3 separate regions of the Mus musculus genome follow, and all the other regions are linked to region 3. The links are chromatin loops, found by intact Hi-C in ENCODE. Cell type or tissue: left cerebral cortex. All regions are shown on one strand.

Region 1 (8,000 bases), 310 kb before region 3:
TTCTACTAGTTCCCTGTAAACTATTTTTGAAAAATTGGTTGGGGCCAATATAAAATGTTGCCTCTTATTATCCAAGGCTCAGAACCATAGCTGTAGGACAAGGTATGCTTTTCTTTCAGCAACTGTCAAGGGCTGGGTTTTATAACTATTTAGCCTTCGTTATCTAAGCAGCGTCTCTCTACAGGGAGAGCTGAGGCTGCCAAGCAGCCTGGACTCCACTCTGCTTCGATTCATCTGCTGTTGCGTGGAAGCCTCTCCATCAGCCTGCTCTTCCATCTCTAGGACTGTGGAGAAAGGAACACAATGTTGCTGCTGCCTGTGGTCACGCTCCAGCTTAGCAACTCTGTAAGACACGCTCACCTCTATGTGAAGCCTGCTTGTCTGTGCCTTAGTCACCAAACTGCTGCCTACTTTCAGACAGAAACCCTGCTCCCACCCAGAGTTCCAGTCCTCAGAAGGCTTTGATTTTTAATAGGTTTCTCTTTTTTAGTTTAGTTTTTGAAATTAAAATATAATTACATCATTCTCCCTTCCCTTTCCTCCTGGCAATCCTCCCACATATGCCCCTTCCCTAACTCTCAAACTTATAGCCTCTTTTTCTCTGATTATTCTCTTTTTCTCTCTTTCCCTCTCCCTCCTCACCTCTCACTGTATACATGTGTGTGTGTCTATGTCTCTATCTTTCTCTCTGTCTCTCTGTCTCTCTCTCTCTCACACACACCCTTAATGCATATTTATACCTGCTCTGTCCACATAATGTCCATGTATGGTTTTAATGCTGTATCCATGGTCCACAAAGGATGAAGGAGGGAAGAGGCAGGACTGTGGCATCCCAGGGAAATGCAAACCACACAAACAGCTGCCTGATGCTGTGCTTCATCCATTTAAGATTATGAGATGCCACAGGCGGAGTTTTGGGAAACGGTGTCCTGTTAGGGACACCGTTCTCCCTCTGAACAAAGTTCTTTTCCTTTCACGATTCCATTCTAAAACCCTCAGCCTTCCTGACCACTCTGCTGCATACCAAAGGCCTGGCGTTTCGGAGCTGAAGAAGAGTAAATGATGCCCTGTGTGGGATACCCACGAGAGCATGTGGCGCTCAGAGAAAGGAAACTACTTTTCCTTATGGAACTACCAGGCATCTGGATTGGGAAGAGAGAGAAAAAAAATCCAGTCATTCTGATGGTTTGTCTACATAGTACCAAACATCTGGAAGCTGGGTGACAGACTAAATCTTTCACTTCATATTCTGATGATTTTTTTTTTTTTTTGCGTTATGCTGAAACAACTTAAAATCATCTGTACCCTAAATGATTTAAGCCCCAAGCTCATACTTGGTGATTAATTGAAGTTTTGACGTGATCGAAGAGACAGATGAAGCAGACGCTTTAGGCTGCTTCTCCATGCAGTGTGCTAGGTTTTTAAAAAGACACACCCATTGCAACTCTCCTGTAGGAACTAGAACAGTGGAGAGGATTCCCAGAAATACTAAGGCTCTGTGCCTAAAGATACTGTGTACACTTTTGTTTCACAGGGTTTTCAAACTCAGGTCAACCCTTGAAGAACTAGAAGCAACATTCCAAACAAGTCGCTTCCTCCAAGCAAGTTTAAAATACACATATTTCTCTCACGCCAATGCGGGCTGCATGCTCAGCCGCTCAGCAGAGTTCTAATGGGGTCTATCAGGAGCCTTGTAAGGAGACATTTTGGAGAAACAATTTTATTTTATTTTATTTTATTTTATTTTATTTTATTTTAAGGGAAGGGGGAAGGGAAGGGGGAAGGGAAGAGACCAAGAGGGAACAATAAGAGGGAAGCAAGAAGCAAGAGAACAAGATCGAGAAACAATTTTATTGATGCAAAAATTTAAAAAGTAAAGATTCTATCCACTAGAGCCACCTTGAACTCTTGTCACACAAACACAGCGGAGACTCTGTTTGAACAGTTTGCAGCATGACCACTTGGAAAAGACAAACTACTTTGTGTTGAGAGTTGTGTTTCTTGTTTGTTTCCACATTAAATGCAGTTGTGGGATCAAACACTTGTTGTGTGTTCAGAACACGTTTTCATGTATCAGAAGACATGACTCTCAGTCACCCTGGCTTCTCGGCTACCAAGGGGCTTCACAGGCATGGCTTATACCACGAAAATTCCAATATATATCTTTGATTATTTCCACAGAGGTACATAGCGTGTGTACATTACACATACCAGTATTATTGAGCTGAACTGGCCCAGTGCCGCATTTTTGCTGATTCAGCCCATGGTTCCTCTTTCCCTGATTACTAAAATAACTTTTCTCCATAAGCAAGGAAAATACAGAGGGCTCTTATTTTCACCCTTAATTATACCAAGTCCAAAGGCAAAAATCAGACCAAATTTTTTGAGCCTTATAAAATAAAATAAAAAATGTTCAGTCTTCCCCGCCACCCCAGGAGCGTCGAAATTTGGAAGTGAGCTTGCTTTTCGCTGATGAACTTTTAATTAGCTTTTCTGGGAGGGTCTGCTCTCCAGTGCAGGTTGCTTCTGCATTTTTATGCTGTATGTACTGTTATAGACTTGTAGCAATACATATGTCTTAGTTTCACACAGAGAAAGGTACACTACCCAGTGCTAGACTGCACGGATCACCTTCTCTGACTCAGCGAGGGGATCTCAGAGATCTGGTCTGTATTATTTATGAACACAAGGGCAATGGTCAGTGCCCATACACACAGAATGTTCTCGAAGCTAAATTCTCTGTTCTCGGACACATTCAGCAATCTGCTGCCGTGGGAATCACTGGGGGCCTAGGTTAGCAGGAAGGTTGGGGAAATTTCCACAGCACAACCTTTAGGACTAGCTCACTAATCAACACAAATCTCAAGTAGTCGTGGACTAGGCCCACAATTGGCATTCCTGAAACCAAGGACCACCAGCTGAGCTCTAAATAAATACAGATGTGACAGACAGAGGAGACCCCAAGGAGGGCGGCCTCTCCACTCACAGGTCCTTCCCTGTACAGGCGAGTGTGCCCACCGGCGGTAACATAGCAGAGGATGGGGTGGACACCGAGTTGAGAGGCCCTAGGTCTGAAAACAGTTCGGGATGATTCTGGCCGCCCACCACACTGTGGGCCTCGCTGCTTGTTCCTCAAAGAGGCTGTGGTTGACCTAGCCCAGCCGCGCCTGGGTAGACTGTCAGGCCTGGTTTGAGGAATCACAAACCTAGTCTGCTCGCACAGGGTCTGCAGGAGGCTTGGCTCGCCCAGCGCAGGGTCAGGGCGACCAGTCTCCGAGCCACTCCAACGTGGAGCCTGACAGCGAGACTGCAGAACGGATGACGGTGTCCTGAATTTTGTGAGCCCCAGGCTACCAAGAGGTGGAGCCCGGGGCAGGCGGCTGGGCGCAAAGAAACTGCCCAGCGGCCAGAAACCGTGGGAACACCACTACCTCGGGTCCTCAGCCGGAGGGCTTGCAGAAAAACTGGGAGAAGGGAACCGAGCGCGCTTCCCCTGTTAGGTCTGCCCTGAGAGCGACAACCAGTGACCTCAACCATCCGTACCTTCCACCCCAAGCCTGGACCGCACTACTCACCACCTCTTGGTCACCTACCCTTCTCTCTCTCCCTCCCTTTACCCACCCCCGCCGGTGCCACTCGGGTCACCCCGGGGGGTGGCCGAGATCCCAGCTGTACAAACACTGGGAACAGCCCTCGTCCGCCACAGAACCTTGTACCACCCCCGCCCCAGGGCCCGGGGTCCCTTCTCTGCCTCTGGGAAAGCGCTGAGCAGCGGGGCCCGACCCTAGAGTCGGTGACTGCCTCCAGCACGAGTTTCACCGCCTTCGTCCGCCGGCGCCCGGTGCATCTCTGTCGCCCTCAGCCTCCAGGCCAGAGTTCCCCCAACCCCCGCCGAGCCCGAGCGTCCCCTCACCCCCTTCCCTCCCAGCCCGCGAGGTGCTGGGAGCGGGGATCGGACCGGAGGCACCCACTGCGGCAGATCCCCGGCCTCCGATCTCTCCTGCAGCCGACCCAGAGCCACGTGCGCCAGGCGGACTCCACACCCTACGGGTGCCGTGCCCCGCTGCCCCGGGAGCCGGCCGAGCCTCTCCCCCGCACCTGCACCCACCTCGCCTGCTCGCCTTTCCTTCTGCGCGGAAATACCACTGGCTTCAGACAATTTCAGACAGGCTCCCAGCAGTAGAGGAGGATAGGACATTCCGATCGCTGGAGATCAAACTGGCCCAGGCGACCCGCATTAGAGCAGAGACCCCTTTGCCTGGCCTGGAGAGGGTACAGCCCAAAGAACGAGGCTAACACCAAGTGATGAACTAACTGCTTCATAGTGTAGCGAAGGGCTATCCAAACCATTCCTTTCTGCAGACCTGGCAGGACCCGGAAGCTGGTCGTAAGCAAGAGCAAGAACGTGAATTTATTGGCGTAAGTCTCATTTTAAAAGGTCAACACAAGTAAGAGGCACATGACAGTTAAACGCTGGTGATGAGAGCGCTGGACACGGCTGGGCACTGCGCAGACTGTTTCGGGACCTTTCTTTTTTTGTTTGTTTGTTTGTTCAAAGTGCAAAATTAAGCTAAAAGATTTCCTTACAGCAAACTGTGTGTACGGTGACTTTCCCTCTAAGGGAACTCTTGCTGATGCCGCAAACAGCATCGTAAACAACACTCTAAGGTTTGTGCTTGTGCAACAAAACCGGCAAAACAGAACCAAGGTAAAGGAAGGCTAAGTCCCACTGAGTGAATACTTCATTCAATCGCGTGGGGGGGGGGGGGGAGGTATTGATTTGCATAGTAAATCTGAATCACAAAAGGGCAAGCACAGCTTCCCTTTCAGGGCACTATCTTAGCTTTCCTGGAAGCCCAAAGAAAACAAACAGCGTTGTCAGGGTTTTGTTCCTTAAGGGAATAAATTGTCCTTTTGAGCCGCCGTGGAGTGCTCCGGAGTGAGATGTGCTGTATATATTAGGATATTTTGGAAGCTGGTGCAGGTGTGGGCTGATTCAAATTACTGGGGTTTGTGTTCTTCTAAAGGGTCAAATGAAGGATCTGGTTTTAGGGGAGGTGGACAGGAATACGGTTTCCTGAGTGAAAACGCCTGTGAGCCCAGCCTCGCATTGGAGGACTAAATGCAATCCTGACCAGGCATCCCCCGATGGCCCAGGAAAAGGATGTGTCTATCAGCATACATGTCATCAGTCCTAATTATTTAATATTTGCACTCAATCAAATGCCTTCGCTATTTTGAGAATTTTCACAAATAAGCAATTAGCAAAACAATCTGTAAAGTCTACAATCTGTTGATTTAACGGTGAATTAGTAAGGATTATTCTCCTTACTTAACTTGTAGGAACATTTTAATAGCTAGGAAGTTCGTGGCTGTTGAAAATAGAGCACACAAATTTTGGTGTTAAATATTCCAAAGTTGCAGAATTCTGACAGTCACATAAGTACTTCTTACAAAGTCATTTTGGAACAAAATCTAGGAAATAAAATTAGAATATATTGGTCTTAATCTCGGAAGATATTGGTGAGTTGTCTATATGGTTTCTTAAATGATTTTCTACCCAAAAATTCAGAGACCTTTTAAAACTCTATTAAAAGATATAAATTAGGTTATGTCAATACAGGCATTTAGTTCTATGCAATTCTTACTCCTTCTAAGCCAACACACTAAGCTAACAGTCATATTAGTTTTTATTCCCTAAATATCAGTATCTGAAACTCCCTAAATGTAAATGACCCTGTAGAATTGACTTATAGTCTGTAAATGCTACTAGGAAACTTTACGTACAATTATGCAGGTCACTGGTAGTTTTAAATCACTAAAAAGTAGATACATAAATTTTCTGGCTTGAAGGAGTAAATCTAGATCTATGACTTTCTAATAGAAGATAAATTATAGCTTATTGAGATTTGTTTTATTCTAAGGAAAATAATAATTTTCTTTGCTGTCAGAGATACCCATGGGGGCAACTTTTTATTATATTTTTGAGGGCTGTTAAATTTGAAGATTAAACAAATAACTCCAAACCATTTATCAGAAAAGCCTTCAGACCATTAATGATATTTTGCTTCTGAGGAGGGTATATGAGAGCAGAAAGATAGTCACATTAATATTGCACTTTCATAACCAAAAATCTATACACAGAACCGGAAATAGGTGCCAATAAAAATTAAATACCAGGGTCCAGGTAGAGGACACTCTAAATTCCGCTTGGCAGGGCAAGAGTGTGCTGCCAATAGTCCTTAAGTTCTGTTCTTTATGATAACAAAGTGGTTCAGAGACCCCGCTCACCAACCTTGCACAATCACAGCTGTGTGTATGGGTTGTGTGTTGGTCACCCCCACCTCTAATCTCAGTTTAGCCTTCCAAGGCAAGGAAATAAAGGGGAATGCTCGGACTACTCTGCCACACATACGGACATAGAGTTTATTAATAGGAGAATTTAGCTTAGCCCTCTCACTATTCATCTGAAATTAATTAACTGTGTAGAATTACAAGGTGGGTGTATTCCAGACAGCAGGCCCCGCTCGGACTAATCAAAAGGGCACATGTTGAATGAACACGATTTAGTTAAGGTTAATCCAGTGAAGATGATACGTCCCTGGTCTTAATTACTCCAGGTGATAGATTGTGGGATGGGAAAATAGGAAGGAAGGGAAATTTGGCCCTGCCAAGACCAGGGTTTTCTAATTTAATTTAGCTCTCTGTTTTCACAGTTTCCGTTCCGAGAGCAGGACCACACTCTCTGGGCTCTCGTTGAAGGTGGCTAAAAGAAAGAAAATGAGCATTGTACATTTTAATTAAATAAAAACAAATATGATGTTTCAAAGATGTTTGTGAGTTTTGTACTTATTGTTACACAGTTGTCAATTGGGGAATTTTAGCACAACTCAGTGTATTCTTGCAGATTTCTCCTGGAGGTTATTTTTTTTTAAACCCTTGGTGCCCAGACTTGTTTCATGAAGAACAGAGAAGTACCTACAGAGCTGCAAGGGTGAACTGAATGCAGGAGTTGTTTAGAATAATACAGCGTAAATATTACTCAGCACGCAACAGCCATCCTGTGTGCGCCACAGAAAGAGAGAATGAAATTGAGGAAAGCAAGAACACACACCCAGTGGCTCCAGCTCTGAAGCTAAAGAAAAAAGTCTACAGCACTTCTAGGCAGAATAGTGTTGCCCTGGGATGGACAGTCAGCTTTCAGCAGCAAGTTTCTGGCCACCTGTCATGTTTGTTTCTTACACAAATTTAGGGATTTGTGTGTTTTCCTGGATTTATCTTTTACTTCAACAAAGCATTTGCACCCCACCCCACCCCCCCCCAAAAATTTTTTAAATGCTGAAAAGTGCAAGGCTGGAGTGCGGACAACGTCTGTTTTAGATGACAGAGGGCTAGAGAAGAGGTCTGAGAAGACACTTAAAAAGAAAATGTAGAAGTCATCTTCGCAACGTTATTTGTAGGGTTGAAGGAGTCCACTTGGCCGCTCTAACTTTGCAGTCTACGGATCCTTCCAGCAGCCTCGCATCCATCTGCTCCAAGTGTCTGGGTCCATCTCATCTCCTTGGTGTGTTTCAAAGCTGAAACGTGAGTAAAGTGCTTCAGACCCTTCACGCCTTGTCCCTGGTTAGGTGACACTGTCACCTCGGTTTGTTTTCTTGACGCAGATGCACAAAAAAAAAAAAAAAAAAAAAAAAAAATCGTCAGATGATTTTCTGATTTTCAGGTTTGTGATCCATTTTCTGCTCAGGAGCGGTATCTGTTTCTGATTTATTAGCATTTGAGCCTCTCGTTTCCTGCCATTGATCAAGCCTAATACTTAGTTGAGCTGATGAGTTTTATATGAAATCTGATATTTCAGGAAGACAGAAGGTTGAACCCATTTTTAATATCTTTCTGCTCTTCGTCTTTTTCAGAATTTTACACACACATGTGATATCAACAGAGCCTGCAGCAACATCTTTTTTTTTCTGCATCTTCATGGTAGAAAACATTTTGGAAGT
Region 2 (8,000 bases), 130 kb before region 3:
TAGGACCTGAACACCTCCCACCACCGGGCCCAGGAGGGTGGGCACAAACCCAGTCTAGCTGGCTACACGGTGATCTAGCCCCTGGAGAAAGAAGCCAGCTACTTGGAGTATGCAAGCTAAAAATGGTTGTGTGAGTGGGAAAGTAGGGAAGTGGATTTTACAGCCACTAGGTCTAGCTCACCCGTGGGTACCACGAACTTTCCCCCACAGGGCCAGCTGTAAATCAATTAACCAGCCCAGCTCCTTAAAGGTGCATCTGGACTAGTGTTAGAACGTCAGAAGGGCTGGTACACAGGGGAGGGTCAGCTTTCCACTCCCCCCTCAAATTCCTTTGCTCTGGTCTCCCCAGGAGGCCTGGCACTTCTCCCCAGGTGGCCTCACACTTTCTGGAAGGTCAACCTTCCAGGCAACTAGAACTCTAGGCCTGTATTTGAGAAAGGATGGGCAGGTTCAGTTCACACCCCTCGGAGAATGACTTCCAGTTTCACACAATCCCATCCCTGGTCTCTCTTCCATTGCGTTTATAGCCATGGAGAGGTCTGAAGAAGTTAGCCCAGGAAAGACCACGCTCCTTAGGCAAGACTGGGACCCCAAAAAAACCTGGACGAGAGGGGGAAAATCCTAGGAAAAGGGAGTGGAGACAGCCACCCACTAGGACAAGCATCTACTCCTTCTCTCCTCTTCTTGGGCCAAGGAACACAGCTAACTAGTTAATATAAGAAACCATTAGAAACTGCACTTCACTCCTCAGGAAGAGTTGACATCTCTCACTGCCCTCTCGCCTCCATTGTTCTTTCTCCTGGACAGTTGGAACTCAAGGTCCCCTTTCACTCCCTTCTTGAGTACCCCTAGCACTTGCTGGGTTGGTGGAGCAGGGAACTCTCGGTTCTCCACTCAGGACTTTCTGGAAGCCCATCTTCGTATGCTCACCAGCCCACCCTCCTACGCTGGTCAGAGTGAGATTGCTAACCTCAAGACCCCATTCAATGCCAGCTTTCAACTACTGCTGAAGACCAATGTAGGTCCTGGAATAGAAGAACTGCAGAGTGTAAGTCTATTTGACCGGCCCCTCCTCCCTTCCCTCCTTCCATTCGGCTCCACTCCCGAGCCCAGCCCCCTTTCCATTCAATGACCCCCTAAACTAAACCCAAGCATAAACTCCAGGATCATCTCTGAGCCGGACCACAGTAGTGCCCAGGTCACGATCCGTTCTAAGGGCAAAAGCAGCGGCAGAAAAGTCAGGGGCGGGTGCTCTAGGAGAGAGGGAGACCTGAAACGGAGGGTAGGATTCAGTTCCGAGCCCACCGGCTGCTGAGGGGAGGAGGCGAAAGGAGGGGGTTGGGAGTCCACGGGCATTGGGTCGGGGCAGCAGGGACTTCAGGCGACGGCGTGGGGGGCTAGATCCGGAGGAGAGGGGAGGGGTGGCGGGGGTCGGAGGAGCACGCAGGGCGGAGGGGTGTGGGGCTCTTTAAGAGCCACACGGCTAGCAGGAGAGGCGTGCGGCCCTGTGCTGGTAGCGCACTGACCCCGAAGGGGATTTAGCGGGAAGGGAGCGACCGGGTTCTGGGGGCTTTGTCCGGGGGCGCCCAGAAAGGCCGAGGCACAAGAATAAGAAGCGGCTGCAGCGTGAAAGGCTGCGAGGAGCGGCGGCGCTGCTGCTCTTGACTTCTGAGCAGGGCTTAGAAGGCCTGCCCCGGCTTAAGTTGAACTGAGGGTGCTGAGTCCTGAGCGCCGAGTTCAGGAGCCCTGAGTCCTGGCCTCTAGGCTGAGGAGGCGTGGGATAGGGGCGGACGCTGGAGTAGTGGGTCTTCTTGCGACAACCCCCTCTTGGATCTTACAGCCTTGCTACCCTAGCGCAAGGTTGTTAGCCTAGCTTGCCGCGTCTGGCATAGCCAAAGAAATTTACTTTCCCAGCTTGGCTTTTGCTTTTGTGTGTCCACCTCGAGCAGATCCGGAGCTGGCCGACCCCAGACTGATTCTCAACAGGTGGCTGGGTAAGTCTGTTTAAAGAATTCCGTGTAAATCAACAGCTCCTCCCCGACCCCTTCCCTTTCCCCTCCCTCTTTCCCCCTAGGCGGGTCCGAGTTCTCTGGGCTCCTCCCGCCAACGGTGGCTCGGGTGTTGGGGGCGGGGTGGCAGGGTACTTGCACCCTACCATGGGGGCTTTCTGGCTTGGGGTTCCAGGTTAGTAGATCCCTTGTGACGCCTCACCCGGTACCCCGGAGTTCCAATCACCAATGATTACTCTCAGCTTCTGGCACTGAGCCTCTGCGTCCCAAGAGGGGGGAAGGAGACAGCGCGCAGCAGAACCTCAAGATTTGAACCTGCAGGAAAGGGGTCGAGGGACCCCTGGATCAGAGGTCTTGGTGTAGGGGTCACAGAGGAAAAAGAGCTCTCCATCCTCTTTGTGGGAGACGCGAGAGACTGCTTGGAGGGATGCGCGCCAGTGGCACAAAGCCGGGCAGAGGAGTGGGGAGTGGTTCTGCAACCGAGGGTAGTGGTGAGGTGGGGGAGGAGGTAGAGGAGGCCAAAAGAGGAGGGAGGGGAACCAAAGAAAGGCAAAGGCAAGAGATCCGGGGCGTCCGAGAGAAAAGTCCAAAAATGTCCCTAATGCGCGCATAGAGCAGACGCGCGCTCGGGGGCGCACAATCTCAATTCTCTCTCTCTCTCTCTCTCTCTCTCTCTCTCTCTCTCTCTCTCTCTCTCTCTCTCTCTCTCCCTCTCGTCCTACACAGGTAGTGCCCCCCACCCTGTGTTGGTCGTGCGGGACCCATCGCACACAGAGAAGCCACCTTACCCCTCACCTCACCCCGTCGGCCAAAGACTGACCACCCGCGCCCGAGTGTGGGGAGGGGTGGGAATTCCGGATCACACACACACACACACACACACACACACACCAGGGTAGGGGAACAGGGAAGATCTTACCTGCAGAAAGGTAAGAGAAGCCGGGAGCGTGTAGCAGCGGCGGATAAATATTCATTAGGAAGTGTAAGTCCTTTCAAAGGGCTCCGCGCGCGCGCTCTAGCTCCTGTCTCTCTTTCTCTCCCTCCCTCTGTCCTCCAGGAAGGCTTCCCCTCCTCTAGCTATCTCAACGCCCCCCCCCCCTTCCTGCGAAATACCGGGTGGATCCTAGGCTAGCTAACCTGTTGGGAAGCCTGAACTGCGGTAGCGCCTCTGCAGCTAGCAGTTTGCTTTCGCTCCTGGGGCGCGCGTCCCCCCCCATCCCCTCCCCTCCTTCCTTTCGCCCAGCCCCTCACCCCTCCTAAATCACTACATCATTAGCTTTATTGGGCGGGGGGGGGGCGGGTAACGGAGCAGCCAGACGCACCTCTCCATAGAAGGGTGAATAGTTGGTGCCCTGCGATGCAACCCCAACTCCATCTCCACCTCATTCTCACCCATCTGCACATCCTCATCCAATCTTGCTTCTTTTTCTTCGCTCTTTCCACCTCCACCTCCATCCTGTGTCAACCTAACTCCCTCAGCAGCCCTCCCACCCGCCGCCGCCAATCCGGATCACAGATTGGGTTGGGAGTGAGATTGCAAGGCTGTTAGGTCCGAAGGTCCTGTGTGTCGAGGTTAGAACTCCTCCCTGGCGTGAGTACGGGGTGGTTATCAAGATCTCCTTCTCCTTCCTGACCCTGCAAGGTTACCAAACAGCCTGGACTTTTGAATCAGATCTCTGGAGCAAGCATTAAGAACTCCAGCCACACAGATCTCAGGGCCTGGCCCTTTCACTCAGCCGCGGAGGCTGCTTGAGGGATGGGGAGAGGTGATTTCACTCAGCGCCAACGCGCAGGAAAAACTCATAGACGACAGTCGGACTAATACTCGTCCCTTAAGAATGCACTACCTGAAGTTAGTCGCAAGTCATCTTCAATCGAGGAAAGGAAAAAAAAAATCCTCACATCTAGAAGCTTCGCCGAAGCCACTTCCAACAGCACGCGAACATGTTCGCGCACACCCTTCTCTGTGCACGCCCCAAAGCCTGCTCTCTCGCGGGCAGGTGAAAATACAGGCTGCCCAGGCCAGAGGAGAGAAGGCGGCGGAGGAATACATCGCTTAGGGTTGTTGAGAAACTAGGAATAACTGTTTTCAATACTCTGCTCTGCTACCAGGACCTTAGGTCCCTCTTGGGACCCTGAAAAGTGGCTTTGCCCCACGATGGGGGGTGGGGGGGCAGTGACTCTAGCTCTGGCCCTCCTACTGGGAGCTTAAAGTTGGGGTGAAGGGTTTAAGGAGGAGCCGAGGGGGCGGGCCCTGTTAGTTTGCAGTTGTAAGTGCAGCTGTGCCTGGGACACCAAGAAGGAGAGTCTCGCCCCCTAATGCTCACGGTGCTTGCTTAGAGGACCCCCGAGGTTAACTACCGGAGCTTCTGCTCTCTCCTGAGCCCCAGGCCAACACAGGACGATGGTGGCCGGGATGCCAGCCGGGATGCCTAAACACAGTAAGACTTCAGTTGCCTCTCATTTGGCTGTTCAGAGCTAATGTCTACCAGAGGAGGTTTTAGAAGTGGGTCGCACCCGTCCTGAATCCATCCTGTGAGGTGGCAGAGGGTCAGAGGGTCACTCCTTCTTGTTAAAGGTTAGCATAATAAGTATTATTATTACTAGGGTAGAGGAAGATGTGGAGGAAAAAAAAAGCCTAGGGTGCCTAGGACACTAACCAACCTTACAGCTTACCCAAAGTCCAGAACCTCCCATTGTACACCTTCTCTCCCCAACACAGATCCCTAAGGTCTCCTCTTCATCTGGCATGTGTGTTCACAGAAGGTACAGTGTGCGAGAACACACTTAGGAAATTTTAGGAACGCTAACCACAGTACTGGAGGAATAAAGATGTGTCGAAGGAATGGATGGAATGCATGAACACATACACCTTGTTGTCCAGATGCAGACAAAAGCTACCATGTCCGCTTGGAGTGACGCCCAGACACGCACAGAGATGTACAGGAAGCCAAGGAGAGTGGGATCCACCAGAGTACAGTACAAGTACAGAGTACAGTGCAAGATGCCCAGTGGCCCTGGAGAAAAACCTTCGTTGACTCTTCTGTATGGAAAGTTTCTGAAGAAAGGGCCAAGGAATGATCTGCCCCAGAGGCTGCCTTTAGGCTCCCATACCTGCTCTGTTTGGAGACACCCAGAAGAGGCCAGTACAGCAAAGACTCTTTTTGGTTTGGTTATTTCTGTTGCTTGTTGTCTTTTTTTCATCCTTTGCCTGGGAAATTGTGCTCTGGAATAGGGCTTGAGTAGACAGCACAGGCCTCCAGTAGATAACAAGAGATTCTCAATCTCCAATGAGGACATTCCGTTCTAAGGAAGCTTCCAGATAGGGGAAAGCCCTGTTTTGTCCCCCTTTTCTCCTCTGAGATCTGAAAAAATAGAAAGAAAAAAAAAGAAAAACAAAACAAATATAAAAACTATAGCCCAATCCCATGTACATCAAATAAATCCACAAGGAATATGCTAGATCAAGCTAAATTATGTATTTAACTCATTTTCTTTTGTGAGATACTGAGAAGTCTTCAACTTCCTCTATTCCAGGCAGGGATCGAGGACCTGGCCTGGCAGAGGTTCCACCACCAGGGTTTCCCACAGTGGTTCTGGGACTAGGCGTAAGGTGTCCTGACTTGTTTTCTCTGTCACCTCTTCTGGGGAACTGGGGAACTGTCCCAGACAATGGCTGCCCCAGTTCCCTCTAGAAGAGACAGCCCCCACCCCCAGAACCCGTTGCCCTCCAACCTCACCTCATTTTCTCTTGAGCTCATTCTCCGAGCTCTTAAAGTAGTAGGTGTGAGTCTTGGACCATTTCTTTAAAAGAAACAACTAAGGAAAGGGAGGGAGGGGAGGAGGGAGGAGGGGAGCGGGAAGGAGAGCTACCTCCTAGACTAACGCGTCCAGGAACCACTCTCTAAGGAGCAAAAGAGAGCCTGTGTTGTAAAGTAGAAGTGATCCCCCGACATTGCTGCAGGGCGCCTTGCAACAGATGTAACTGTCCACTGAAGAGACAGAGGGTGGGCATGGGGAAGATTTTTTTTCCTCCCTTTTGTGAACAGCTCTTACACTTTTCCAAGACACATTGAGTTCCTGGACATTTTTGTGAATTTGTTCTTGATTGTGTTTTGAACAATAAACTGTGAAAATCAACTTCAAGCCCACACAATCAGAATCTTTCTTGGGAGGGCAGGTTCTTTCAGCGCTGTTTTTCTCCAGGTCGCTTTTATCTTACCCCCAATGGGAGTCACCTGCTGATGCTCCTCGGGAGGAGACTGTAACTGAAAGACGGAAGTGAATGCAGACACAGCATCCTCTGAGCCAAACCGTTGCTTTGGTTCCTTCTAGCTTAGGATGCCGAACACTGGCTGGCTTTGAACACCCTCTACTTCGCTAAGAAGTTTAGAGCCTTTCTCACAACAAACCACAGCGTTTTAGAACTGGAAATGTTTCTTCTGATTTTCCAGTCTTAGGACAATTTTCGAACTCTAACTTAAAAAAAAATTTGTTTATGGGGGTTTAGCTAGAACACTTGTAGCATTCGCTTCTCAAGGAAAGATCAACTGTTTTCTCATAACCCCAACTGCTCCACACACTTCATAGGATATAATGTATTTTCTTTACTTATCCTTGTGCCTTCTGCCCAGGACATAGAACTAGGGGCAAAACTTTGGAGGTCTATGACCTCTTGATAGCACCTGTAATTGTTAGGCTTTTGTTCTTGTGCCTTGTAAATCTCTCATGTACGTCTATGAAAATATGCATTGCATGGGTGTGATCCTATCAAGTTGTCCACACTTTCTCAACAACCACTGATGAGTGAAACCATTTCTATTGCCCAGGGCAAAGGGCTAATCGCCTTGTGGGTCTAGAGTTGTCATAGGATAATATCCGGTGTGTGTGTGATATGACAGTTATTACTTTCAAGAATAAATTAAAATAACCAGATACCCCTTTAATACTTTCCTCAACAGCGTCAATGCTCTAGAGATGGGACCTCGCCTTCCAAGGTGTCTTCACTATCACAGGGCCCGGGCTCTCTGCCTCAGCCCAACCCTGGGCTTGCGCTCAGAGAGGAGGTATTCCGACGGAAAAAAATCCCATACATTTTTAACTACAGTGATTACTAAATTAATAGCAGGCACCAAGACAGATGTCAAAACGTCTTGAAAATGTTTATCTGTGAATAATTGAGAAGGTAGTGGGACGCATTATCTGATTGTGTAATGAAATATGTATGAGGAACAGCTGTTTGCAGCAGCCCCTTCCCCTTGCCGCCTTAGCCAGGGCCCTTCTCTCGCAAGCTTTCTTCTACTTTCTTCCACCTTTTTCTTCCTTCTACTTTCTAGTTCGCTCTCTTCTTCCTTAACTGCTCGCACGGCTTTGGCTGCAGTGAACCCAGAGTCGCCTGGTTCTCTGATGAAGGTTAGCCACAAGGTTTCCTCTAAGCCTTGCTGGATTGGCGTTCCGTAGTGGGATGAGGCTTCGTTGTCTGCTGTTCTGGCCATCGCGCCTTCCGGCCAGGCTGCCCGCTGGGTCTCCATGGAGTCTGCGGGAGAGCAGACGATGGAGCGGCGGCGGCGACAACGGTGGCTCGGAGCACCTGGTGTGCGCTGGCGGAGCTGCGCGGCCCGCTCAGAGTAGAGGCCCGGGAGCCCCGCGACTCAGCGGGGTGGGTCTAGGGTCACTGCGGGGTGACCGGGTTGGGGATAGGCCTTTGTTTCCCTCTCTGGCCACATTGCACACTTCCTTCCAGCCCCCAGCCAACCTCCAAGTCCCTGCGCCGTGGCCTTGTTTGTTTTTCCAGCCCGGAGCTTTCCACCCAGACGCACAAATAGCCCTCGTGGCTGTGTCAGCCGCCCTAGGCCGTGGCCCAGCTCAGGCCACAATCTAGCCTCCGCCTCGCCGCCAGCTCAGGTTCTGCAGGAAGCAGAGGGGACAGGAGGGCTCCGGGGTCTTCCTGGAGCCAGAGGACACAAAGATCATCGGGCAGGGGAGGTGGCC
Region 3 (8,000 bases):
CACCCCAAAATTCCACCATACTGTCTTTTTTTGTTTTTGTTTTTTAAGTTCTCAGTACTTAGGGATCTCCAAGTTAGGGAGATGCGGGGAGCTCTTTAATAGCTCTTACAATTTACCACAAGAACCCACCAGAGGCGAACCTGCACGGGAGATGGGGTGGGATAGGAGGGGGGTGTATATTTGGTTTGCTTTTCTCAGAACAAACTGAGAGAAAAGCAGCCCAGATCTTCTAGAAGGCCTTTTGGGGAGGAGAGTGCCCCTGGAGCAGGAATGCATTTGGCAGCTCCTAGCTTGAAGACTCAGACACAGAGAGGACTCAGTCTGCAGAGAAGCCAGCTCCATACTCTCTCTGGAAAGGGCAGTCATGGGGTTTCTGCACAAATGTTTCCTATCAGCGTCCAGAAAGGTCCACTGGCACCTCGGGAGATAAAACATTGCCTCCCCTCTACCTGGTCGGAACTGGGCCCGTCTTCTACTATGAATATGGAAAAGAACTCAGAGGTAGGGACAAGGCGCTGGAAAAGGAAGCCGGTCCTCTGGCTCCAAGAACCGCCTCTTTGCTTTCTGGAGACAGCTTTGCACTCTCTTCCACCTGGTTCCCCGCAGGGAGTCTTGGCCCTCCTTTGGGGGTCTGTTGACTAATGAAACAGTGGAAGAAAGCATAGGTCAGCCATCAAGCAAATAATAAACATATTTGTGTTGCACGTCTGTTAAGCCTGTTTAATGGGTCGTCCCCACATGTAAATGGGCTTCCCTACCCCAGCCCCCATCGCTCCACCTGTATCAACAACAATGCCTCCGCACAATTATCTTACCTTAATGAACTTAGTCTTTAATTTCCCAGCTTGGCCCTGGTCCTCAGCCTCCTAACAAAGGAAGTGGAACTGTTTGAGTCCCTGTGAGCCGGCTTCTTCCAACAGCTAGGGAAACTTTAGCCACGACAAGGATTTTTGCCCCTTGTGGAACTGTCAAAAGCAATAAATATTTTTCTTTTTATTCCATCATTAGACCCTCCTAAGAATGCCTCCCCATTGTCCACTGTAATTCCCAGAGCTCTCTGGGCAGGGGCGTTATTGTGGAAAATGAATCCTGAAGTGTTAACAATCCTGCCAAAGCCGCTACACTTTTTATTTTCTTTCTGAGGGCGTAACGGTTAGGAATGTGTCGCCTCACCATAGCCTGCTCAGCGAAAAGAGCACTTGTGTTTTTTAACACTGGTCTTTGAGAAGGATGCTCAAGTTAAAGCATTGTGGCCACTGTAAATAGATGCACTCAGCAGAATAGAGCTTCTCCATTCTTAATTAGGGAAGTAACTCTAGAAAGACAGGACGTCACTTGCTAGGCTGTGCGTATTGTTGAGTTTGTGCTGGCCTCCACAATGTGAGGTAATTGGAGTTGTACCTTTTAGAAAGCTGCTAATTTCACATAGGAAGTGCTAACAAGACCTTTCTGGGCTATGTTTTCCTTCTTCCTTTTTAAGGAAGTTACAGACCTTCAGTAGTGGGAATGGCTGAGCCCTGGCCCGGCGCAGAAACAGCAGTAATGAACCACTTCAGCCCACAGTTAGAAAAAGAAGGCCTCATTTTGGAGTCCTGAGAATAGTAGGCACAACAAAAGGTTCTGTTTAAGCTTGTTATCCAGGACATTCTTACAGGCTACACAGCTCTCCCTGCAATGACCCTCTTCAAACAAGTGTATCAGGTTTGAGCAAATAGAAACACCCAACTTTCAAGGCTTGGAGTTATAGTTTTCTTTACAAAGCCATTTATATAATGTAAGCTGCAATTAGCATGGGACAGAGCGAGGAGATTTAGGCTGGGAAGTTCTTTTAACAAAAGATAGAAATTAGTGGAATAAGGAACAGTTAAATATCAGCTTCAGATAACTAGTTGAAAAGACCTTTTAAATCATTTACTAATAAAAAAAATAAAATAAAATACTTTTGCTTCAGACCTTGTTCAGCCCGAAGTATGGTCTTTTAAATCACTGCACTGATTAATCTTACTAATTTTAAATTATCCAGCAAGAATGGATCAGAGGGGTGAAAAAGCCCCCCACACCCCCCAATGAAAAGCACCACAGCTTTTAAGCCTGATAATTTCATCAAAATGTCCATAGGACTTACATAAAAAATTCAAACCATAATGAAATAAATTGCTACCTACATTATGAAAAGTCTGCAGAAGCTTTTTATAGACTTGAAATGCAGAAGTTATATAAACTGCGCAGTAAAAAGAATTAGAAATTGACCTTTACAGATCAAGGGCTAAAATTAACAGTCTTCAGGGGGAAAAAAAAATTCCCAGTTCACAATGGCTTTTAATGCCACTTTTCCTCCCCACACTCATTTATCTAATAACTGTGGCAAGGTTAGGATAAACAATGAGCTGTGTGTTTTCACATTATCCACCTTTTGTGTCGTCCATATGAATTTCTAAAACACTTAAGAGAATAGATACAGAAACCTGTGACCTTCAAATGAGCTTTTTGATACTCTCAACATTTTGAATAAAAAGATCAGAAAATGGAACCACTTTTACACAGTAATGAATTCTGATCTGTTGGGTAAACAAGGCTAAAATTTAAAACAGAGACCTGACATTTGTATAGCTCAAGAAGCCATTCTGTTCTTTTGGGGGTGGACAGAGGAGGGAGGCGACATTGTCAGGACTTTACTATCGTAGGCTAAATAATGACCAAATCTACAATTCACATTTAAAAAAAAGGGGGGGGGCAAGCGAGAAAGAGAGGGAAACCCACTTGGCCTCGTTCAACAGAGAGCCACCGTTTCCAAGACAGGGACAACAAAAATGCCCAATTTTTATGACAATTTTCCCCCACCTCTCGAACAATTGATCCACCTCACCAAAAAAAAAAAAAAAAAAAAAAAGGTTGGGGGAAGGCTGATGGAGGAGGTCCAGGCCGCCATTATGGAGCTGCCGCTTATTGACGGGAGCTCCAAGGGCCTCCAAAAGTTACTCCAATTTCCGTCGAGCTTTTGTGCATCCCTTGTCCTGTCTGAAAGGCTCAGTTAGGTATTGTTGCAAAAAAAGTCTGCATCCACATTTGTTCCCCTCTAATTCATACTCGGCATTGTGAAGTTTTGCTATTCAGGGTCTGATTGGACAACAGCCCTGACAATGGCCAAGCGATTAGTCGCTCAGCGTGGGCTGGGGTTGTGGGTATAAACCTAGGGATGGGGCTGGAATTCACTGGGGCCTTCGGCTTCCTCTGGGGCCTTCCTGAGAGGCCCGGCCTGCTTTGCTGCAGGTAATGCATTCCTTCAGAGCCGGGAAACCGAATCCTTGTAATTAGCGTGTCCAGGACAGGGCAAGTCGCCCCCGCCCTTGCACGTCGGCCCTTGGGGGGGCCCCCCGAAGCTTTCTAAGGAGCTCAGCCCCTGAAACACGCCAGCCTCGTCGAATTGAAAACTTTCTCGGTTGGCTCGGTGGGCCTGGAAATCAGGACACAGGGGAGGGGAGTCGAGAGAGCCGCGATCGGCGCACTTAACCCTTAGCACGCCGGGTGCCCGGCCGGCGGCCCCCCCTCAAACAATCCTTCCCCAACCTTGGACCGCGCGCCCCTGCGGGCGTCTTCACAGAGGGACGCCGGCGTCCGGGGCTCCGCCACCGCGCCTGATCGCCGCGTTAAGTGTACAGATGTCAGTCTGGTGTTTTACATGTCAGTAACTTGAATTCATTTACATTTATTTTCCTATTGTTTTATATCATTTTATGACAATGTGCTGCATAATATCGTTTAAATCTTTAATGTACAACTAATTCTCTGCCATTAATTTGTCAACATGATGACTGGATATGGCACCCGGAAAAGCAGGCTGCCTTGAAATATGGATAAGACATTTCTGGGGTTTTGTTGTTATTTTTTCATGAAGGTTTACGCATGAAACGACAAGAATTTAGCTTGCCCACGATCTTCTCAAAACTAATTTCAGTACGAGCTCCACTTACATTTTTAGGAATTCCAGCTATCGGTTGGGAAAGAGAGCCACAGAGAGCCTCCTCCTAGAATTAATTAGGCAGAGCTGTGGGCTCACTGGAGCAGCCGGAAATGAGCCAGGGCCCAACCCTAGCAGGACAAGGATACCCTAAGATGGTCTGGGACAGCGGGTACAGTCTGGCCAAGGCCCGGCCTGGTACCTGACAGCTGGTCCAGGACAGGAGAGAAAGAAAGCAGGCACCGGGCCAGGGATGAGACCCAGGACGCCTGCGGGCATCAACAGGGCTGGGGATGGGGGGAAAGGGTGAAGCAAAGGGTGTTGCACGTAGACCAAGCGTCTCTAGACAACCCTGGTTTGGGGGTACACCGCTCCCAGAAGTAATATCATCCGTTTGGCACAGGCTGTTCGAGTCAAACCTGGGAACGCTGGCCCTTCCTTCCACGCCCAGCAAAGACTGGTGCCCGGCAGCCACCAGCCAAACATTAACACCCAAACGCCTGCACCATGGCAATTAAAAAAGAAGGAGCGCCCCAAACCTTATTAAACATTCAAATAGAAAATTAAGATATTCTGGGCAAAAGAAGTGTTTAGACAAAGGCTGTCTGCTTCAATTTCCCCGTTAAGCAGGGAGCAGGCTGCTCGGGGAGAGAGAGAGAGAGAGAGAGAGAGTGACGGTGGGTTCCATAAATTAGCTGAAAATCCCTCTTCTCCGGAGCCCAAGTTATCTCCCCGTTGCCTGCAGCTCTGATTTAGAAGGGGAGCCGGCTTGTTTACCGCTTTAATTAACTCTCCTTTTCAAGCGGGGAGGAGGGAAAGGAAGGGGAGAGAAGGGAAGGGAAGGGAAGGGATCCAGCGATAAACAGGTGTAGCTGGCCGGTGGCTTGCTCGCTGGGGCGGTGGCAGCCTCATCAGGCTTGACTGGGCTTGACCCCGCCGGCGAAAAAGGTAGATGGCCCGGTTGGAAGCTCAGTAGGCGAGCATTATTTTAACGACGAGCCTGTGATTGGAAAGGCTTAAAGGGACAATCAGCGCCTGAGTTGCTTTTTTTTTTTTTCCCTTCTTCTTCCCCCTCCAGAATACATCTGATTCTTCCTTGTTGCTGAAGAAACAGACCTTGGAGATAGAAAGGTCGAAAGCCTTTTTCCTCTTCTTCCTCAGCCTTCACCTCTCAATGTAAGGGGGGGGCATCACATCAGGAAAAAACAGGGGACCGGCCTTCCTTCGGGCGTTCAGCATGGGAAAATCTCCCGGCATTCTCTTTTTATTTACTTACTTGGGCTTTTAATTCCGAGAGCCTAATAATATCTGGGATTGGACTGTCCACAGCCTACGTGTTTCTGTGACCTTAAAGATAACAGGGAAGCTTAGGTGAAAAATGGAATTCAAGCGCCAGCTAATTTTAAAAACATAACTAAAAACTCATTGGGAGGGGGAGGCAGTTTTTGTAAGCACAGGCTGAACGGGTTTTGTAAAATTAATAACTAGCCTTGGTATTTGCTAAATGATGGACCTGTGAGGACGGGATGCCTAGTCATTAAAAACAGCAGTGCCCCAAGGTGAGAGCACGTGGTTCATGAAGTCACCTGTCCACTCTGCCCCAGGTCTCTGTGCCCTCCACTACCTCCAGGAGTCTACGAGAAGTCAGGAGCCAGCTTGGGAGGCCACACTGGCATTGTAAAGAAAGGGGAATATATATATATATATATATATATATATATATATATATATATATATATATATATATATATATATAAAGACCTATTTAATTCCGGGTTCTATTAACTCTGCCCACTTCCTGAAAAGTAGCTAAGGCCATCTACCTTTGTGTGGACTTCAGTGATTTATCCAGACTGCAATGGGTCGGGGTAGGCACAGAACTGAGGTATTTCTGAGCCTTGGTGGAGCAATAGCCATCCAGATTGCTGCAGCCCTGTAGAGAAGAGGTTTCATTCTGGATGGAGACTGTCTGAAGAAGGGCCTTGGCGACAGGACAGGCGCCTTTGGCCACTGGAAAAATTCCAGAGTGAGTTCCACAAACCTTCCTGCTCAGATGTATGGCAACAACCCCGCCCCCGCCTATCAGTACAAAGTACAGAGATTGCTGGAAAGGACTGGCTCGCTCCTGTAATCTCATCCTTGGAGAGCTGGAGCAGGAGAGTGGTAAGTTCAAGAACAACAGCCTGTGGGCACTCTAGACCAGTCTTGGCTTCACGAGGAAGCTGACAAAACTCTAGACCAGTCTTGGCTTCACGAGGAAGCTGACAAAACTCTAGACCAGTCTTCACGCGGAAGCTGACAAAACGGGTTTTCCTCTTTACTCTCAGGCTTTCCAGATTATAAATCAGGATCTTTCATCTGGGTCCCATGATGTGTGCCCTTGAGTGAGTTACCAAAACCCCCTCATCTCCTCTGGATGCAACTGATACCTCCCCTGCTTGGTGCAAAGAGTAAGATGAGGCCAAAGGATTCAAAGGCATTGATCACTATCCAGAGCTCTTCAAACATACCGCATTATTAGCAATCTGTCAGGGTTATGAGGTCCTGCTATAATAAAGCAAATGCTGCATTTATAAAATAAAAGAAATAATAATAATAATAATAATAAAGACTGTGCATGTATATAGATTTTGAAAGGAGTTGGGAAACTCTTATGATTAAGTCATGAGCCTCTAACTCTCAGTTTCTAAACATGAAAATCCTGGCTATATTAACAGTGGTGCTGGGATGTGTGGACCTAGCTAGTGATTTTTACCATAGCAGGATGATAAGATGTAATAATAGAAATGATAAGAGCAATGATACACCAGATTGGCACTAGGCACTTGAAACACACTTCAGCTCTCACTAGAATAAGCACTGGTGTTACTGGGCCCCCTGGACATTTGGTTGCATTCCTTACAGGCAGCAACACTTGCATTTAAACTTGGGTGAGCTGGCACTGGACTCCTGAGTGTGTCATTTCCGAAGTCCACGCCCCTTGTCACACTACATTTTAAAGCGGATGAGGTGAAGCTCAGAGCACGCACATCACCGTGTGTTTATCCCAAGGCAAAGGGAAACTAGAGCTTGGATCACCTTCTACTCAAAAATGGTCCAATGGATACATAATTGTTACTCATTCAACAGGCCTCCAGTCTCCTCTGCACACAGACAACCTGGGCTTTGGTGATTTGTGCCACACCAGACAAGGCCCTGTAGCCTCTCTAGCTGGAGGACCAATGGGTAAAGGAACAAAACCCAACAGTGAATACTGGGGAGACAGGCATGGAAATCCATGACTGGCTTGTGGGTCAAAAGGAGGTAGGTGTTGAAAAGGAACAAAAGAAGAAGGAAAATGGGGACAGGATAGAAAATGGAGGCCCTTAGGTGTTCACCCCAGAACGAGATCTTCACTGTGGTAGAGAGTTCCTCTATGGTTCTAGCCTCCTGGAGAAGAAGAGAAGGTACCATATGATAAAATGCTGAGGAGAAACCCAAGACGCCTGATGAATAAGAGGCCATCCAAAAAGGAGACACATCTGGACAGATAAACGCCTGACCAAGGGAGAACGTTCACAACCCCTGGTAAGGGAGAACGACCAAGGGCACAGAAGACACTGACAGTTTGCTGAATGTCAGGGTGCAGAACTCCAGGCTCAGGAGCGTTTCCTACCCATAGGGATAACACCCCCACCACCACCCCCAAAAAAGATAATGACAGACCTATAGGGTTCTCAGGCTTTGAGTTTTTGTCATCCCTCGTAAAGGCCACAGAAACCATGTTCTCGTGCCTAGTGTAACTAAGTCCCTCACCTGGTTGGCTTGTCCCTCAAAGAGACAGGCAGAACTGCATCTGCCTGAACTGCTGGGTACCCGGTTCCTGGATTTGATTTGGTCTCTAGTGATTAGTTGGAGCTCTTGCGTATTTGGTCACAGCAGGCAAAGTAATGCATAGCTTACCTGTGGTTTCTGACTCTTTAGGGAATTTTCAGCTAAAGGATATTGAGATTTAGGGCAAAACCCTTCCATCTAAGAAACCAGTCATAGAGGGAAGTCCTGG

What was found. Peaks named below come from ENCODE experiments on the same cell type or tissue, not always from the same donor. Only the 100,000 strongest peaks of a DNase experiment are listed, where the experiment ranks them.
Region 1: a loop joins it to region 3, with 4 times the contacts of the local background. A loop is called at or near these places in 3 of 42 quality-filtered maps.
Region 2: it touches region 3 in a loop (4-fold over the local background); 13 of 42 quality-filtered maps call a loop at or near these places.

Annotation. Positions count from the first base shown.
Region 1 is chr17:85,796,209-85,804,208 of GRCm38, reverse strand. Gm29418 (a long non-coding RNA gene) reads left to right here and starts at 4,475. Exons shown (of 3, transcript XR_877082.3): 1 at 4,475-4,708; 2 at 7,461-7,584; 3 at 7,914-8,000. It overlaps Gm4718 (a long non-coding RNA gene), which reads right to left and starts at 4,485. Exons shown (of 3, transcript XR_003952252.1): 1 at 4,109-4,485. In left cerebral cortex, no CTCF peak of the experiment used is centred here; a DNase peak (open chromatin) is centred at 4,344; H3K4me3 peaks cover 612 bases.
Region 2 is chr17:85,608,642-85,616,641 of GRCm38, reverse strand. It overlaps Six3os1 (SIX homeobox 3, opposite strand 1), which reads left to right. Exons shown (of 4, transcript NR_038085.1): 2 at 899-1,048; 3 at 1,950-1,994. It also overlaps a transcript of Six3 not described here. Among named protein-coding and RNA genes, the nearest start is that of Six3os1, 5.8 kb to the left of the region's middle. In left cerebral cortex, no CTCF peak of the experiment used is centred here; no DNase peak of the experiment used is centred here.
Region 3 is chr17:85,482,235-85,490,234 of GRCm38, reverse strand. No RefSeq gene overlaps it. Among named protein-coding and RNA genes, the nearest start is that of Six3os1, 130 kb to the left of the region's middle. In left cerebral cortex, no CTCF peak of the experiment used is centred here; a DNase peak (open chromatin) is centred at 3,937.